Regions from separate parts of the Homo sapiens genome. Here region 2 is linked to region 1. A link is an interaction called in ENCODE POLR2A ChIA-PET data of the cell type or tissue named here. Cell type or tissue: Panc1. All regions are shown on one strand. Links, peaks and the distances in the headings refer to the core of each region. The heading gives the core; the rest is flanking DNA.

The links. ChIA-PET counts read pairs that join two places held together with the same protein. Peaks named below come from ENCODE experiments on the same cell type or tissue, not always from the same donor. Only the 100,000 strongest peaks of a DNase experiment are listed, where the experiment ranks them.
Region 2: POLR2A ChIA-PET joins it to region 1 with 14 read pairs; 2 of 35 experiments call an interaction of 5 or more read pairs at or near these places.

What each region holds. Positions count from the first base shown.
Region 1 is chr17:59,205,724-59,213,997 of GRCh38, forward strand. PRR11 (proline rich 11) reads left to right here. Exons shown (of 10, transcript NM_018304.4): 10 at 1-986. It overlaps SMG8 (SMG8 nonsense mediated mRNA decay factor), which reads left to right and starts at 4,312. Exons shown (of 4, transcript NM_018149.7): 1 at 4,312-6,087; 2 at 6,618-6,763; 3 at 7,006-7,878. The coding sequence starts at 4,329. RefSeq lists an enhancer at 4,121-4,190. In Panc1, for the core only: no CTCF peak of the experiment used is centred there; a DNase peak (open chromatin) is centred at 4,278; H3K4me3 peaks cover 2,527 bases; H3K27ac peaks cover 1,425 bases.
Region 2 is chr17:58,976,583-58,984,920 of GRCh38, forward strand. It overlaps PPM1E (protein phosphatase, Mg2+/Mn2+ dependent 1E), which reads left to right. Exons shown (of 7, transcript NM_014906.5): 7 at 3,392-8,338. The coding sequence ends at 4,449. It also overlaps a transcript of TRIM37 not described here. Among named protein-coding and RNA genes, the nearest start is that of TRIM37, 130 kb to the right of the region's middle. In Panc1, for the core only: no CTCF peak of the experiment used is centred there; no DNase peak of the experiment used is centred there.

The DNA of each region.
Region 1 (8,274 bases), core at 275-8,274:
GTATAGAAAAATATATAAATTAAAAAATTATAGGCTTGGGGGCCAGGCACAGTGGCTCACACCTGTAATCCCAGCACTTTGGGAGGCCGAGGTGGGTGTATCACTTGAGGTCAGGAGTTTGAGACCAGCCTGGCCAACATGGTGAAACCCCGTCTCTACCAAAAAAAATATATAAAAATTATCTGGGTGTGGTGGCATGTGCCTATAGTCTCAGCTTCTCAGAAGACTGAGGCGTGAGAATCACTTGAACGATGGAAGTGGAGGTTGCAGTGAGCTGAGATCACACTACTGCACTACAGTCTGGGCAACAGAGTGAGACCTTGTCTCAAAAAAAAAAGAAAGAAAAAGAAAAATGCTTTATGGCCCAGTGCAGTGGCTCACACCTATAATCCTAGCACTTTGGGAGGCTAAGGCAGGAGGTTCGCTTGAGGCCAAGAGTTCAAAACAAGCCTGGGCAACACTGCAAGACCCCAACTCTACAAAAAACGAAAAATTAGCCGGGAGCGGTGATGTGTGCCTGTAGTCCCAGCTACTCAGGAGACTGAGGTGGAAGAATCACTTGAGCCCGGGAGGTTGAGGCTGCAGTGAGCTGTGTTTATACCACTGCACTCCAGCCTGCTGGGTAACAGAGCAAGACTCCATCTCAAAAAGAAAAGAAAAAATGCTTTGCTACATAATGAGGCCAGGCAAAAAAAAAAAGTCCTGTGGAAATCATATAGACAAACATTTGCAAAGCTGCTACTGCCATTGTACCAGTGTTAAAATGTGTTCTACCTTGCATCTTTTACTGATTTTTATGACAGATTTTATATTGTAACCATTTGAGAACTCTGTAAGTGCTATGGCTTCCTTAAACTACGATTTATCATATGCTCCCAGTGTTTACTTTGAGACTGAATGGCAACCAGAGAATGTAAACAACCAAGGTGCATCTGGTTATGTTTTAAAATAAAGATTAATAAAAGTTTTGGTTTTTCTCTTTCTAACCTTCTTTTTAAACTAGAAATATAATACCTATAGAAAAGTAAATGTTGGCCGGGTGCGGTGGCTCATGCCTATAATCCCAGCACTTTGGGAGGCCGAGGCAGGCAGATCACCTGAGGTCAAGAGTTCGAGACCAGTCTGGCCAACATGGTGAAACCCTGTCTCTACTAAAAATACAAAAATTAGCCGGGCATAGTGGCAGACACCTGTAATCCCAGCTACTGGGAAGGCTGAGCCAGAATGGCTTGAACCTGGGAGGCAAAGGTTGCAGTGAGCCGAGATCGCCCCATTGTACTCCAGCTTGAGCAACAAGAGCGAAACTGTCTCAAAAAAAAAAAAAGTATATGTTAAGTATAGAAAAATATATAAATTAAAAAATTATAGGCTTGGGGGCCAGGCACAGTGGCTCACACCTGTAATCCCAGCACTTTGGGAGGCTGAGGTGGGAGGATCACTTGAGGCCAAGAGTTTGAAACCAGTATGGGCAACATTGCAAGACCCTGTCTCTACAAAAAACAAAAAATTAGCCGGGCATGGTGGCATGTGCCTGTAGTCCCAGCTACTCGGGAGACTGAGGTGGGAGAATCACTTGAGTCCAGGAGGTTGAGGCTCCAGCGAGCAGTGTTCATACCACCTGCACTCCAGCCTGCTGGGTGACAGAGCAAGATGCTGTCTCAAAAAAAAAAAAAAAAAAAAAAGAAAGAAAAAAGAAAAATGCTTTGCTATATAACGAAGCCAGGCAGGAAAAAAAAGTCCATATAGATAAACATTTGCAAAGCTGCTACTGCCATTGTACAGTGTTAAAATGTGTTCTACCTTGCATCTTTAAATAAAGATTAATAAAAGTTTTGGTTTTTCCCTTTTTAACCTTTTTTTTTAACTAGAAATAATAATACCTATAGAAAAGTATATATTGGCCGGGCGCAGTGGCTCACGCCTGTAATCCCAGCACTTTGGGAGCCCAAGGCAGGTGGATCATGAGGTCAGAAGATCAAGACCATCCTGGCTAACACGGTGAAACCTGGTCTCTACTAAAAATACAAAAAATTAGCCGGGCGTGGTGGCAGGCGCCTGTAGTCCCAGCTACTTGGGAGGCTGAGGCAGGAGAATGGCATGAACCCGGGAGGCAGAGCTTGCAGGGAGCTGAGATCACGCCACTGCACTCCAGCCTGGGCAACAGAGTGAGACTCTGTCTCAAAAAAACAAAAAAGTATATAGTAAGTATAGAAAATATATGAATTAAAAAATCAATGCCGAGCGTGATGGCTCAAACCTATAATCCCAGCACTTTGGGAGGCCGGGGTGGGCAGATCACCTGGGGTTGGAAGTTCGAGACCAGCCTGGCTAACGTGGGGAAACCCCATCTCTACTAAAAATACAAGTTTAGGTGGGCGTGGTGGTACGTGCTTGTAATCCCAGCTACTTGGGAGGCTGAGGCAGAAGAATTGCTTGAGGAGACGGAGACAGGGAATAGGAGATGGAGGTTGCCGTGATCCCAGATAGCACCACTGCACTTCAGCCTGGGTGACAGAGTGAGACTCTGTCTCACAAAAAAAAAAAAAAAAAATTTTAGGCCGGAGGCGAGGTGTGGTGGCTGACACCTGTAATCCCAGCACTTTGGGAGGCCGAGGTGGGTGGATGATGTGAGGTCGGGAGTTCGAGACCAGCCTGGCCAACATGGTGAAACACCATCTCTACTAAAAATACAAAAATTAGCCGCCCATGGTGGTGCACCTGTAATCCCAGCTCCTTGGGAGGCTGAGGCAGTAGAATCACTTGAACCTGGGAGGTGGAGTTTGCAGTGAGCTTAGATTGCACCACTGTACTCCACTCTGGGCAACAGAGCAAGACTCTGTCTCAAAATATATATAATATATATTATTATGTATATATATAATATATATTATTATGTATATGTGTAATATATATTATTATGTATATATATAATATATATATTATATCATAATCCCTTCCCTCACTAAGTAATCACTGACCTACTTGGTACAATAAATATTTCCTTGCTTTTAGTAAGAACACACCCCTAAATGCAATGGTTTATTTTGCTTGCTTTTGAACTCTATAGAAATAAAATCAGGCCTGGCGCAGTGGCTCTCGCCTGTAATCCCACCACTTTGGGAGGCCGAGGCGGGCAGATCATGAGATCAGGAGATTGAGACTATCCTGGCCAACATGGTGAAATCCTGTCTCTATTAAAAATACAAAAGTTAGCTGGGTGTGGTCTCACGCACCTGTAATCCCAGCTACTTGGGAGGCTGAGGCAAGAGAATCACTTGCACCGGGGAGCCGGAGGTTGCAGTGAGTCGAGATCGCGCCACTGAACTCTAGCCTGGCCACAGAGCAAGACTGCATCTCCAAAAAAAAAAAAAAAAAAAAAAAAAAATAGAATTATAGGGTATATACACTTTTGTTTCTGATTTCTTTCAATCAACATTTATTTTAAAGATTCAGTCATGTTATTGTATAGTGCTATAGATAATTTTTTTAGATTCAAAGATTTTTATTTTTTACAAAACCCCAGAATAATAAACGTTATAATTATACATTTAAATCTGGTTGTAAGTTTTATCCTGGCAGCTATTTGTCAATATGCCTTCTAGTTAGAGAGGTTCTGCAAGTTATAATTTACATACAAAGATATTTCGCAATTTTTTTTTTTTTTGAGACGGAGTCTCACTCTGTCGCCCAGGCTGGAGTGCAGCGGGGTGATCTCGGCTCACTGCAACCTCCACCTCCTGGTTCGAGCAATTCTCCTGCCTCAGCCTCCTGAGCAGCTGGAACTACAGGTATGCGCCACCACGCCTAATTTTTGCTTTTTTTTTTTTTTTTTTTTTTTTTTTTAGACGGTTTTCGCTCTTGTTGCCCAGGCTGGAGTGCAATGGTGTGATCTCGGTTCACTGCAACTTCCGCCTCCCGGGTTCAAGCGATTGTCCTGCCTCAGCCTCCCGAGTAGCTGGGATTACAGGCGCCCGCCACCACGCCCGGCTAATTTTCGTATTTTTAGTAGAGATGGGGTTTCACCATGTTGGCCAGCCTGGTCTCGAACTCCTGACTTCAGGTGATCCGCCCGCCTTGGCCTCCCAAAGTGCTAGGATTACAGGCGTGAGCCACCGCAGTAGTCCCAGTTTTGTTTTGTTTTTTTGTTTTTTGTTTTTGATATCTCAATTCCTACAGTTGAGGAAACAAACTAGGAGAGGAGAAGAGGAGGCGGAACTCAAGTGACGGGAAAGCAGGAACTGAAGAAGCGGAGGAAGGATTTCAAAATTGGACGAAAGCCGGTCGGTTTTACTAACGGACCGGAAGGACTCTAGAGAACGCTCTGCACTATGGCTGGTCCCGTGAGCTTGCGAGACCTTCTAATGGGAGCATCAGCCTGGATGGGCTCTGAAAGTCCCGGAGGGTCCCCTACTGAGGGCGGAGGGAGCGCGGCTGGCGGACCGGAGCCTCCATGGCGGGAGGATGAGATCTGCGTTGTGGGAATCTTCGGCAAGACGGCTCTACGCCTGAATTCCGAGAAGTTCTCTCTTGTGAATACGGTGTGCGACCGACAGGTCTTTCCTCTCTTTCGCCACCAAGATCCTGGGGATCCAGGACCTGGAATCAGAACTGAGGCTGGCGCCGTGGGTGAGGCCGGTGGAGCCGAGGACCCTGGGGCTGCAGCCGGGGGTTCAGTTCGGGGAAGTGGAGCTGTCGCGGAAGGTAACCGAACTGAGGCAGGCTCCCAGGACTACAGCCTTCTGCAGGCCTACTACAGTCAGGAAAGCAAAGTTCTGTATCTTCTCCTCACCTCCATCTGTGACAATTCACAGCTTCTCCGGGCTTGTCGGGCTCTTCAGAGCGGGGAAGCTGGAGGTGGACTCTCTTTACCTCATGCAGAAGCACACGAGTTCTGGAAGCATCAAGAGAAGCTGCAGTGCCTCAGTCTCCTTTACCTATTCTCTGTCTGTCATATCTTGCTTCTGGTCCATCCCACTTGTTCCTTTGATATCACTTATGATCGAGTATTCAGAGCCCTGGATGGGCTGAGACAGAAGGTCCTGCCGCTCCTTAAAACAGCCATTAAGGATTGTCCAGTTGGCAAAGACTGGAAGCTAAACTGCCGACCTTGCCCACCTAGACTCCTTTTCCTCTTTCAACTCAATGGAGCCCTCAAGGTAGAACCTCCTCGGAACCAAGACCCAGCTCATCCAGACAAGCCCAAGAAACATTCTCCCAAAAGGAGGCTGCAGCATGCCCTGGAGGACCAGATCTATAGAATCTTCCGGAAGAGTCGTGTCTTGACTAATCAGAGCATCAACTGCCTCTTTACTGTGCCTGCCAACCAAGCTTTCGTGTACATAGTACCGGGAAGCCAGGAGGAGGACCCAGTAGGTATGTTGCTGGACCAACTTAGGAGTCATTGTACTGTGAAGGACCCGGAATCTTTGCTGGTGCCTGCACCCCTTTCTGGGCCTAGGCGATACCAGGTGATGAGGCAGCACAGCCGACAACAACTTTCCTTTCACATTGACAGCAGCAGTTCCAGTTCTTCAGGCCAGCTAGTGGATTTCACTCTTCGGGAATTCCTATGGCAGCATGTGGAGCTAGTTCTAAGCAAGAAAGGTTTCGATGACAGTGTGGGCAGGAACCCACAGCCTTCCCATTTTGAACTTCCTACTTATCAGAAGTGGATCTCAGCAGCTTCAAAACTGTATGAGGTGGCTATTGATGGGAAAGAAGAGGACTTGGGGTCACCCACTGGAGAGCTAACATCTAAGATTTTAAGCAGTATTAAAGTCTTGGAAGGATTTTTGGATATTGACACAAAATTCTCAGAAAACCGATGCCAAAAAGCTTTACCCATGGCCCACAGTGCCTACCAGTCAAATTTGCCTCATAATTACACAATGACTGTCCATAAGAATCAGCTTGCCCAGGCTCTTCGAGTGTACAGTCAACATGCTAGAGGTCCAGCATTTCACAAATACGCCATGCAGTTACATGAGGACTGCTACAAATTTTGGAGCAATGGCCATCAGCTCTGTGAGGAGAGGAGTTTAACTGATCAACACTGTGTGCACAAATTTCACTCATTACCTAAATCAGGTAGCTAAAATTTGTTCAGCATTTTGAAATAAAAACTTTGAGCTGTGTTTTCATTCTTGTTTTAAGATAGTCTGTTCACTATGTATTGATATTTTAGAAAGAGCCCTACAGAAATTTAGGTGCATCAGCTATACGTTTTCTCTCCTGCTGTAAAAGGAAAATATCAGCTATGACTACTTTCTTATTTTTTTTCATTTAAAGGATACGTCCTAGTGAATTGGTAAGTGAGAATTATTAAGTAGTATAAAATTTCAGACATCTCATATTAACACTTTGCCTTGGAGGATTTGTAGAACTAAAATGAATGTTATGTTAGATGATGGTACATGATAATGGTAGCAGGAGGAAAAATTCACTTAAAAACTCTAAACTTTACATTTATAATATAAAGTATTTTATATACTTTCACTTGCTTCTTCTGTTATGTGTATTTAGGTAAGGTTTTTGTTTGTGGGGTTAGATGTTGTAGAATGCAAAGTAAATTCGCACATTGTGTTTATGAAATTAATAGTGGCTGTTATATTTTCCAGGAGAAAAACCAGAGGCTGATAGAAATCCGCCTGTGCTATATCACAATAGCCGAGCTCGATCTACTGGTGCTTGCAACTGTGGAAGGAAACAAGCACCTCGAGATGATCCCTTTGATATCAAAGCAGCCAATTATGACTTCTATCAGGTAGACTCTGAATTTTTTCTTCTTCCTCTTCTGTCTTTTTTTGTTAAATATCATCTGAGTAAAAACATATTTTCAATAGCAGAGTAAGTAGAAAAGCAAATGCAACTGCAGTATAATATATAAACAGGAGCAAATTCTTTATGTGTACATATTTACTTACACATCAATTATTGATCTTGTTAGAATGAAGAATATTATTTAAAATGAAAAACTTACTGGATTTTTTTTCTTACCCTCTATAGCTTCTGGAAGAAAAGTGTTGTGGAAAATTGGATCATATCAATTTCCCAGTATTTGAACCAAGTACTCCAGATCCTGCTCCTGCTAAAAATGAATCCTCTCCTGCTCCTCCAGATTCGGATGCTGATAAACTTAAAGAAAAAGAACCTCAAACCCAAGGAGAGAGCACGAGCCTGAGTTTAGCTTTGAGTTTGGGCCAATCCACAGATAGCTTAGGTACCTATCCAGCTGATCCACAAGCAGGAGGAGATAATCCAGAAGTTCATGGTCAAGTAGAAGTGAAAACTGAGAAGAGGCCAAACTTCGTTGATCGACAGGCATCCACAGTTGAGTATCTCCCAGGCATGCTACATTCAAATTGCCCTAAAGGTCTCCTACCCAAATTCTCCAGCTGGTCTTTGGTTAAACTAGGCCCTGCTAAGTCTTATAACTTTCATACAGGTTTGGACCAACAGGGCTTTATTCCAGGAACAAATTATCTTATGCCTTGGGACATTGTCATCAGGACTAGAGCTGAAGATGAAGGAGACTTAGACACAAACTCTTGGCCTGCTCCAAATAAAGCTATTCCTGGAAAGAGAAGTGCGGTTGTAATGGGAAGAGGAAGACGGCGAGATGACATAGCTCGAGCTTTTGTGGGCTTTGAATATGAAGACTCTCGAGGTCGGAGATTCATGTGCTCTGGGCCTGACAAAGTAATGAAAGTAATGGGAAGTGGGCCAAAGGAATCAGCTTTAAAAGCCCTAAATAGTGACATGCCCTTATATATTCTGTCATCCTCTCAAGGTAGAGGGCTGAAACCTCATTATGCTCAACTTATGAGGCTTTTTGTTGTGGTTCCTGATGCTCCTTTGCAGATAATACTAATGCCTCAGGTAAGAAATATAACCCTCTGCAGCCCCAAACAAGTAAAAAATGCTGATGTTTGTTTTGATTGATTTTAAAAAGTACAAGTTAGCCTCAAAACTAATTATTTCAGGCTGAGGGCAGTGGCTCATGCTTGTAATCCCAGAACTTTGGGAGGCCAAGGTGGGAGGATTGCTTGAGCCCAGGAGTTTAAGACCAGCCTGAGCAACATAGTGAGACTTGTATCTCTACAAAAAATTAAATTAAAAAACGAATTATTTAATTAAACAGGTCTTAAATTTAAATACCTTCCATACCTAATATTCTGTTTTTTAAAAAATACATTGTGGGTATTTTAATCCGTTCATGCTATCAATTCACATCATTTCATTCAAAGGCAGAACTTGAAGTTAAAATTCTGGAGA
Region 2 (8,338 bases), core at 279-8,278, 230 kb before region 1:
AGTTGACAGAGGCATGATATGTTTCCTAACATATGGAGAGAAGAGGTTGAAGACAAAAGGATGTTGCCATTTCTACGATGAAATGGATATTCATGCCCTCCTACCAAATTTGGGGGCGAAATGTCATGAATTTGACACCCAACAGTAGAGCAGGTGAAAAGCCAGAACTTTGGCAGCATTTTCTCTGTACAAATCTTTGTATGTTCTGTTCCAAACTAACAGTTGCAGCAGTCTTTTAATTGAAGCACTAAAACAAGATTTTTGGGAACAGTGTGACTCAGATCACATTTATTTTTAGAGGCGGAATTCAAAAAATAATAATGATGATAATCATATAGTCAGGTAGAATAGGGGATGGGAACTTTAGTAAATTGGTGAAGGACACTGAATCCCATATTGGATTTTATTTATTATTTATTTTTAAATATCTTTTAAATTTTTGCATTTTCTGCTTAAATAGATTGAGTTTTAATGAGCTCTAACAGGCTATGGAGGCACCTTAGCATATAAGTGAAGTTGATTAAATCAAAAGCATGCTTGGGAAAGATGGTTTTGACTCCTGTAAGAAATAATGAATGAGGGCTGGGCGCGGTGGCTCACACCTAGAATCCCAGCACTTTGAGAAGCCCAGGTGGGTAGATCACAAGGTCAGGAGTTCAAGACCAGCCTGACCAACATGGTGAAACCCTGTCTCTACTAAAAACACAAAAATTAGCTGGGTATTGTGGTGCGTGCCTGTAATCCCAGCTACTTGGGAGGCTGAGGCAGGAGAATTGCTTGAATCCGGGAGGTGGAGGTTGCAATGAGCTGAGATCACACCACTGCACTCCAGTCTGGGCCACAGTGAGACTCTGTCTCAAAAAAAAAAAAAAAAGAAATAATGAATGAATGAATGGAGAAGAGCCTAGATATGAGTAAGATGAGAGGTTGTGTTTGTGAATGGAAGGAGTGAAATGAACATTTATAATGTCGAAGACTAATTTCTTACCTAATAGATATACTAACTCAGGTAATTATATTAATTATTTGTTGCTCTGTGTATCTAATCATGCAACCTGCTAGATAGGGCATGTGCCCACATTGGTTCTAGCAGAGTTATCCATAGGGTTCCTAATGAGCTTTCTAGCCTATTTGAGGATTAAACAGGGATGTTAAATGTTGGAAAGAAACTTTTTTTTGAGACAGAGTCTCCCTCTGTCATCCAGGCTGGAGTGCAGTGGCGCAATCTGGGCTCACTGCAACCTCTGCCTCCTGGGTTCAAACAATTCTCCTGCCTCAGCCTCTTGAGTAGCTGGGACTTTGCATGCATGCCACCAGGCCCGGCTAATTTTTGTATTTTTAGTAGAGACAAGGTTTCACCATGATGGCCAGGCTGGCTTCGTACTCCCGACCTCAAGTATCCTCCCGCCTTGGCCTCCCAAAGTGCTGGGATTACAGGCATGCGCCTGGCCAACTTTCTTGTGTCAAAGAGAACCTATAACAGATACTAGAAATAATGAATATATAGTCAGATTACTCAAGTGAGTTTATCTTCATTTTAATATTCCCTGAGTCAAAAAGTTCGGTTTTAGTGCAATGGAAAGGATAGTAATTGATGAGAGTTGTGTAGGTGACAAGTAGAAGAGCTAGGATTTGGACCCAGGCAGTCTGACACTAGTGCTGGTGTCCTTAACCACTAAGCAATATGCCACTGCTATACAGTAAAGCCCTTTGTAAATATCTGGAGTTTATTTCTTGTTTTTATAATACTATGTAATGATGATTTATGATACCCTACTCTAGGAATTATTGCTCAGTACCCTGTGTGTGGTTTTGTTTTTATTTTTTTGTAAAGAAGTGAATGAGAGGCCAGATGCGGTGGCTCATGCCTGTTATCCCAGCACTTTGGGAGGCCGACACAGGCAGATTATCAGAGGTCAGGAGTTCGACGCCAGCCTGGCCAATATGGTGAAACCCCGTCTCTAATAAAAATATAAAAATTAGCCAGGTGTGGTGGCGTACGCCTGTAATCCCAGCTACTCCGGAGGCGGAGGCAGGAGAATTGCTGGAACCTGGGAGGCAGAGGCTGCAGTGACCCGAGATTGTGCCACTGCACTCCAGCCTGGGCGACAAAAAATAAAAATAAAAATAAAAAAGTGAATTGAGAGTCCCTTGTTGTAGTCATAAGCTATTTGGTTACCTCATAGGCTAAGGACCCTTTTGCTGCACTCTCACAAGGTACCTAAAGGAATGTAATCAATGTAAACAATGAATGGATTTGGAAGTGCTCTGGATCTGAAAGCCCTAAATGATCAATTATCTCAGTAGTCTGGTGATAGAAACCTAGTTTAGTGTGGTCCCAAGGTCTGCAGTCTCGCTCCTACCCCAAGCACCCTACTCTCCAACTGTACATTACTCCCTAACAGTTGCCTCTGCCTTTGCTTATCCTGTTCCCTCAATTGAGGCAACTTCTCTGCCTGGTGATAACTAACTTACCCTTCAGGACCAGCTCAGATGTCATTCTGTGAGAGGACGAAGCTAAGCAAGAAAAGGAAGAGAGAAAGGCCCAGAAAGACCTTGGGTTCTCACAGTTGTTAATGAGTGGGGAAATGCACAATAACAATAAAGACAGAAGTGGGGCGATGAGCAGAGCCATATGAAGAATATGGCAGTCTCTAAATATAAGAGAAAAATGGCCATACATTTTGTCTGTTCTCTAGAAGTTACAGGTAAAGCACCACTAAAAAATAGAAAGCCAAGTGGGTTGGGAATCAAGAAAACTGCATTCAGCTCCCATGTGTGAGGCCTTGGGTCAGCCACATAACTCCTCCTGGCTTAAGGGAGTTAGACTTGATTTATAAAATCTCGTGTAACTCAAACCTTCCTTCGTGCTCGCAGCATGAAGCTATTTATTGATTTCTAAACAAGAATAGAACAAAAATTATTTAATGAAGAGAATGATCAGAGCTTTGGTTTGCTTCTTTCAATGTGGGCTTGTTTTCAAATTTCAATTAAATCAAAACCACCTGCAAAAGAACAGATCTACTGAATCAACCATGTCTTCCTACACAGTGTACTGAATTTTTCAGTACAGCAACAAACTTTTAGATCTGACATTGTTGTTACACTCAGCTAAGCCTAAATCATAGCCAGAGGTGCAGATTCAGAGTCTAAGCTAGGTAAGGACTTATGCCCAGTAACTAGCAATTATTTAACTGGGAGTAAGGAGTAAGCAGATCTGATTACCAGAGAATTTAAGTATTTTGTCAAAAACTATTTTATAAATTCTTTCCAGTCAAGTCAGTTCACAATCCAGTAAGCTGTGATCAGAGTCATGGCATTGGTCATAAACGTTCTTAGCATGCAAGGTAAAACAAATGCTAATGATGCCCCTACACTCTGCTTCCCGCAGGAGATGCTGAACATAAGCCATATATCTGTGGGGATGCAGATTCTGCCTCCACTGTTCTGGATGGGACCGAAGACTACCTCATTCTGGCCTGTGATGGCTTCTATGACACCGTGAACCCTGATGAGGCAGTGAAAGTTGTGTCCGACCACCTGAAAGAGAATAATGGAGACAGCAGCATGGTTGCCCACAAATTAGTGGCATCAGCTCGTGATGCTGGGTCAAGTGATAACATCACGGTTATTGTGGTATTCCTGAGGGACATGAACAAAGCTGTAAATGTTAGTGAGGAATCAGATTGGACAGAGAACTCTTTTCAAGGAGGGCAAGAAGATGGTGGGGATGATAAGGAGAATCATGGAGAGTGCAAACGCCCTTGGCCTCAGCACCAGTGCTCAGCACCAGCCGACCTAGGCTATGATGGGCGTGTGGATTCATTCACTGATAGAACTAGCCTGAGCCCAGGGTCCCAAATCAACGTGCTGGAAGACCCAGGCTACCTAGATCTCACACAAATAGAAGCAAGCAAACCTCACAGTGCCCAGTTTTTGCTACCAGTTGAGATGTTTGGTCCTGGTGCACCAAAGAAAGCAAATCTTATTAATGAGTTAATGATGGAGAAAAAATCAGTTCAGTCATCATTGCCTGAATGGAGTGGTGCTGGAGAGTTTCCCACTGCTTTCAATTTGGGTTCAACAGGGGAGCAGATATACAGAATGCAGAGCTTGTCTCCTGTCTGTTCAGGGTTGGAAAATGAACAGTTCAAATCCCCGGGAAACAGAGTTTCTAGATTGTCTCATTTACGCCACCACTACTCAAAGAAGTGGCACAGATTCAGGTTTAATCCAAAGTTTTATTCATTTCTCTCTGCTCAAGAGCCTTCCCACAAAATAGGCACTAGCCTGTCCTCACTTACTGGAAGTGGGAAGAGAAATAGGATAAGAAGTTCTCTGCCATGGAGGCAAAATAGTTGGAAAGGGTACAGTGAAAACATGAGGAAGCTCAGAAAGACTCATGATATTCCATGCCCAGATCTTCCTTGGAGCTATAAAATAGAATAATTTTTCTTTCAAGTAGGTTAGCTAGCTCTCCCCCAATAAAAATACCACTATCAGAGTAGAAACAAGGTAGACATTTCTAAAACATATGTGCTTCATTATGAATCCATGGATGGCTCAATTCTTAAATGTAAATAGATCTCTAGGAAACTCAAAGTACAGTGTTTTCAATCTAAAAAGAAGTATTGGCAGTTTCACTTGCAAAATTACACAGCTGGTCCCTGTGATGTGTCTCGACACCAATACACAACCCCCTTCCCACCATCCTTCATGTCACTAGATACACAACCCCCTTCCCACCATCCCTTCAGTCACTAGTGGAAGCTTTCAAGTTAGTTATTTCAGTCAGGATATACAGTGTTGAAATCTCAATGCAGTTGAAATCTGGTCTGATGTGCCTAATTTATCTGTGGAAAATTTAATGCTGAATTACATTTGGTTGGGAAATGTCCCTCAAAATCCTGGGCACTATGAAGGAACCCCCTGCCCCCTCACCTTTTTGGGTAGGTAAAAGACTAAAAGCCATATGGATTTTAACTGATAACAATGAAAGTGGTAAATCAGTGTAAAAGTGTCATATTCTCAGACTTGTGAGGCGGTTTATAGTCAGAAAGATTTACGGATTTTTTTCCTGTAACATAAAAGATTGTGAACTTTTTTTAATTAAAAAATATTTCCTAGGGCTGTAGTTATTTGGGAGTTTCATAACCTGTTATGGTGCTTTTGGTGGAAATTTTTATTATTTAGCATTTTAGGAGACCGCTGTCAACTGGTTTTAATCTATGATGCTAATGTGTTTTCCACTGTACCCTCATCTCAGGAATAAAACTGCTTTAACGGAGATGATGTCAGGTACAAATACACTATAGAGTCAAAATACCATTTACAAAGAAAATCAAAAGCATTTCTATATTTTGTCTTTTTTTAGTTCAGACAGCAAAGGCATGTACTACTATAAAATACAAAGTGATTTTAGAGAATGAAAAATGCTACTTTTATCTTCTCTAAAATTATTTCCCCCAAGGTAGTGAAGTAATTGGAATGAAGGAGGCTGAAAGTATTGTCTAAAGTGAGCCCAGAGGCCACTGAGAATGCAGATTACTGACAGCCAGGTCTGTTTAGTTGTAATTGGAAGACACATGAGTGTCCTGCTTACATGTAGCTTCAGACTGCAGAGACAGGACGTGTGCTTTTCATTTCAATATTTAGTTATATTTGATATTTTGAAACTGTCTGCTTTTTGCTATTTCTGCAGTTTCAAGTTAGTTAGAAGCATGTTGTCAACTAAAGACAACAAACTATCAGATTCATTCATTCAGTGAAGCAGCCTCTGATTCTCTAAGAGTCACGAATGTCTTAGTGTTACCCTCCCCTAGTCAACAGCAGACCAGCCTGGCCAATGCCTATGGGTGGCCCCTCTGGAGTGCTCACTAACAAGGGTGAGTGCTCTCGCTAAGAAGTGTCCCCCGCCTAATCATGTGTTTATAGGATAGTACACGTTCCCCAGGCCCATAACAGAGGACTAAAATCTCTGAATTTTAAAGACACAGATGACTGGCATATTTTGGATACCAGTATAGCTATATCAAATAGACAAAAACAGCTTCACTTTAGCAATGATCAGATTGTTAATCTACAGATTTTATTTTTTAAAATTTGGATGTAAGTAGAGACTTTCAGTATTTGTTTTCTCTTGATTTTGAAGTCATTTCTTCTTCTCACGTCTGTGACAAATGGTTGAAAAGGAGTCAACATGGCCCCAACTATAGTGCCGGAACCTTTTCATCATTCTGAGGCTTTGCCCCACACATGGTCCTCACTCATATCTGTCACCTTCTGAAGCCTAGATCTTGTTAACCCATCAGGTGCAGTGTCAGTTTCAAATCAAATTATCTAAGAAAACAAGAAAACAAAGGCAGCAGACTATTGGTACACATTATAGTCCAAAGTGCTTAGCGAAGTAAAAAAAAAAGCTTTTTAAAATTTCTATTGTTGTCTATTGGTAATGTTTTTGATCAGAATAAAGAGGGTAAAGGGAAAAAGTTACTACACATGCTAGGCTTTCTCAGTGGGGAAAAAAATGGCTGGATAGAACTGGGACAAACACAGACCCATCTTTAGGGGTCTGGATTTTGTAGGTCCGACTACACAGCAGTGTTAACTCATTTCTCATGCCATTAGCTCTCTACAAAATAAAGCAAAGTAGTTCTAGTGTGGTCGTTATAAACCAATATTGTGAAAAATAGCAACTATTCATTTGTTCACAACATGCGTATTTATAGAGTAGTTAGGTACCATTTGTAAGGTAAATCCTTTAAAATTCTATAATACATACTAAAATAGTGGTTATTGGTCTGATATATGCTGCTCTTGGTTCTATAAACTAGATAAAAGCAGTGCTTTGTGAAATGCAGTGTTCTCTCTTAACGCCACTGGTGATAGGAAGTAGTTCCCTTCAGTTCAAATCCTGTGCCCTTATTTGCTGCTTGCTGACGTAAGCAATAAGTAACCCTCTAACTAATGGTATCTACATATTTCTGTAACTTGTATTTAATGATGGTGTACCTGGTGATTGTAAAAATATTAGACAGATATAAAAGTATCTATATAATATCTATAAACTGTTAATGCTGAGGTATAGTCTGTGAATTATGTGTTTTGTATTTTTATTCATTGTGTAATTTAGTGGTGGTGAAAGTTCTACACTCAATCCTTAAAGAGTGGCAGTATCCCTTTTTCAATTTAACATGGTCTGCATCAATCTGTTTGCCTGCTAAACAAGTTAGAATAGGAAATAGTAAAATAAATCCAAACAAGAGTGTAATATTGGTTAGGGAAACAAACTTCAGGTCACCAACTGAAGTCATTACAAACTCCTTGTACATTCACTGTGAGTTTCAAAGGGAGTCAGTCCCTAATTTACAGGTTTCCTTTGTTCACTTTCTAGATGTGTACTTTTGAGGGACATGAGGTTAGGCAACATTACAGCAACACACACTGGGGCTATTAATCCCATTTAGGTCTGTACTAAAGAGGATGGGTAGAAACACATATGTATATACCTTTTCTTTACCTAGAAGTGCCATCCATTGTCCTTGAATTATTATGATTAAAGTTACTGTTGCATTTAGGAGGCTCCTTGAAAGTAACACCTTTTCCAAGGACAATGGCAACAATGTCAATGTCAACACTGAGTCTAATTTTGACCACATTTATAGTGGTATAGTGTCAATACTGCATTTTCATGACAACCACACTCCACTGTTGAAACACTGTGCCAGTGAGAAGTGCAACATCCAGTGGGCAGATGAAAATGATGCATGGCCAAGTTCAGTGTTTACAGATAAAACTGCTGTGGTTCAAGTGCTTCCTTCCCCATCAAATCCTTGATAAGGCTTTGTGGGAAAATGATCTAAATTATTGTTTTAATTTTTAAACCTAATTTATTCACTCAGTGAACATTCTTACCTAAGCAAGGCTATAAAAGGGAATACTACAGTTTTGTCCACACTTTAATTTGAGACCATTTTTCTTTGAATCGTAAGTTAGCAAAAGAAATTTTTTTCACCTTTGAAAATCACGTGATGTTAAAGGACAAATGCCCACTCTTCTATTCTGATCTGCAAATAGCTTAAATGTCTCTTGCAAAACAAAGTAAGATACCACCAGTATTACAACACAATGATTTTCCAGACAAATGGTATGGTGTTGAAAAATAACTGTTACTTCTTAAAGCAGCATTTTATCTTCTATTTTGAAGACTATTTATTGTAATAATTAGAAAACATGAAATAGGGAACTCCAGACTGACACAGCAGTTGTTTTTGAAAAGGAAATAAACTTTGATGAATTAGATAATCCAGATACATCATTGTAAACTCTTACTCTAGGT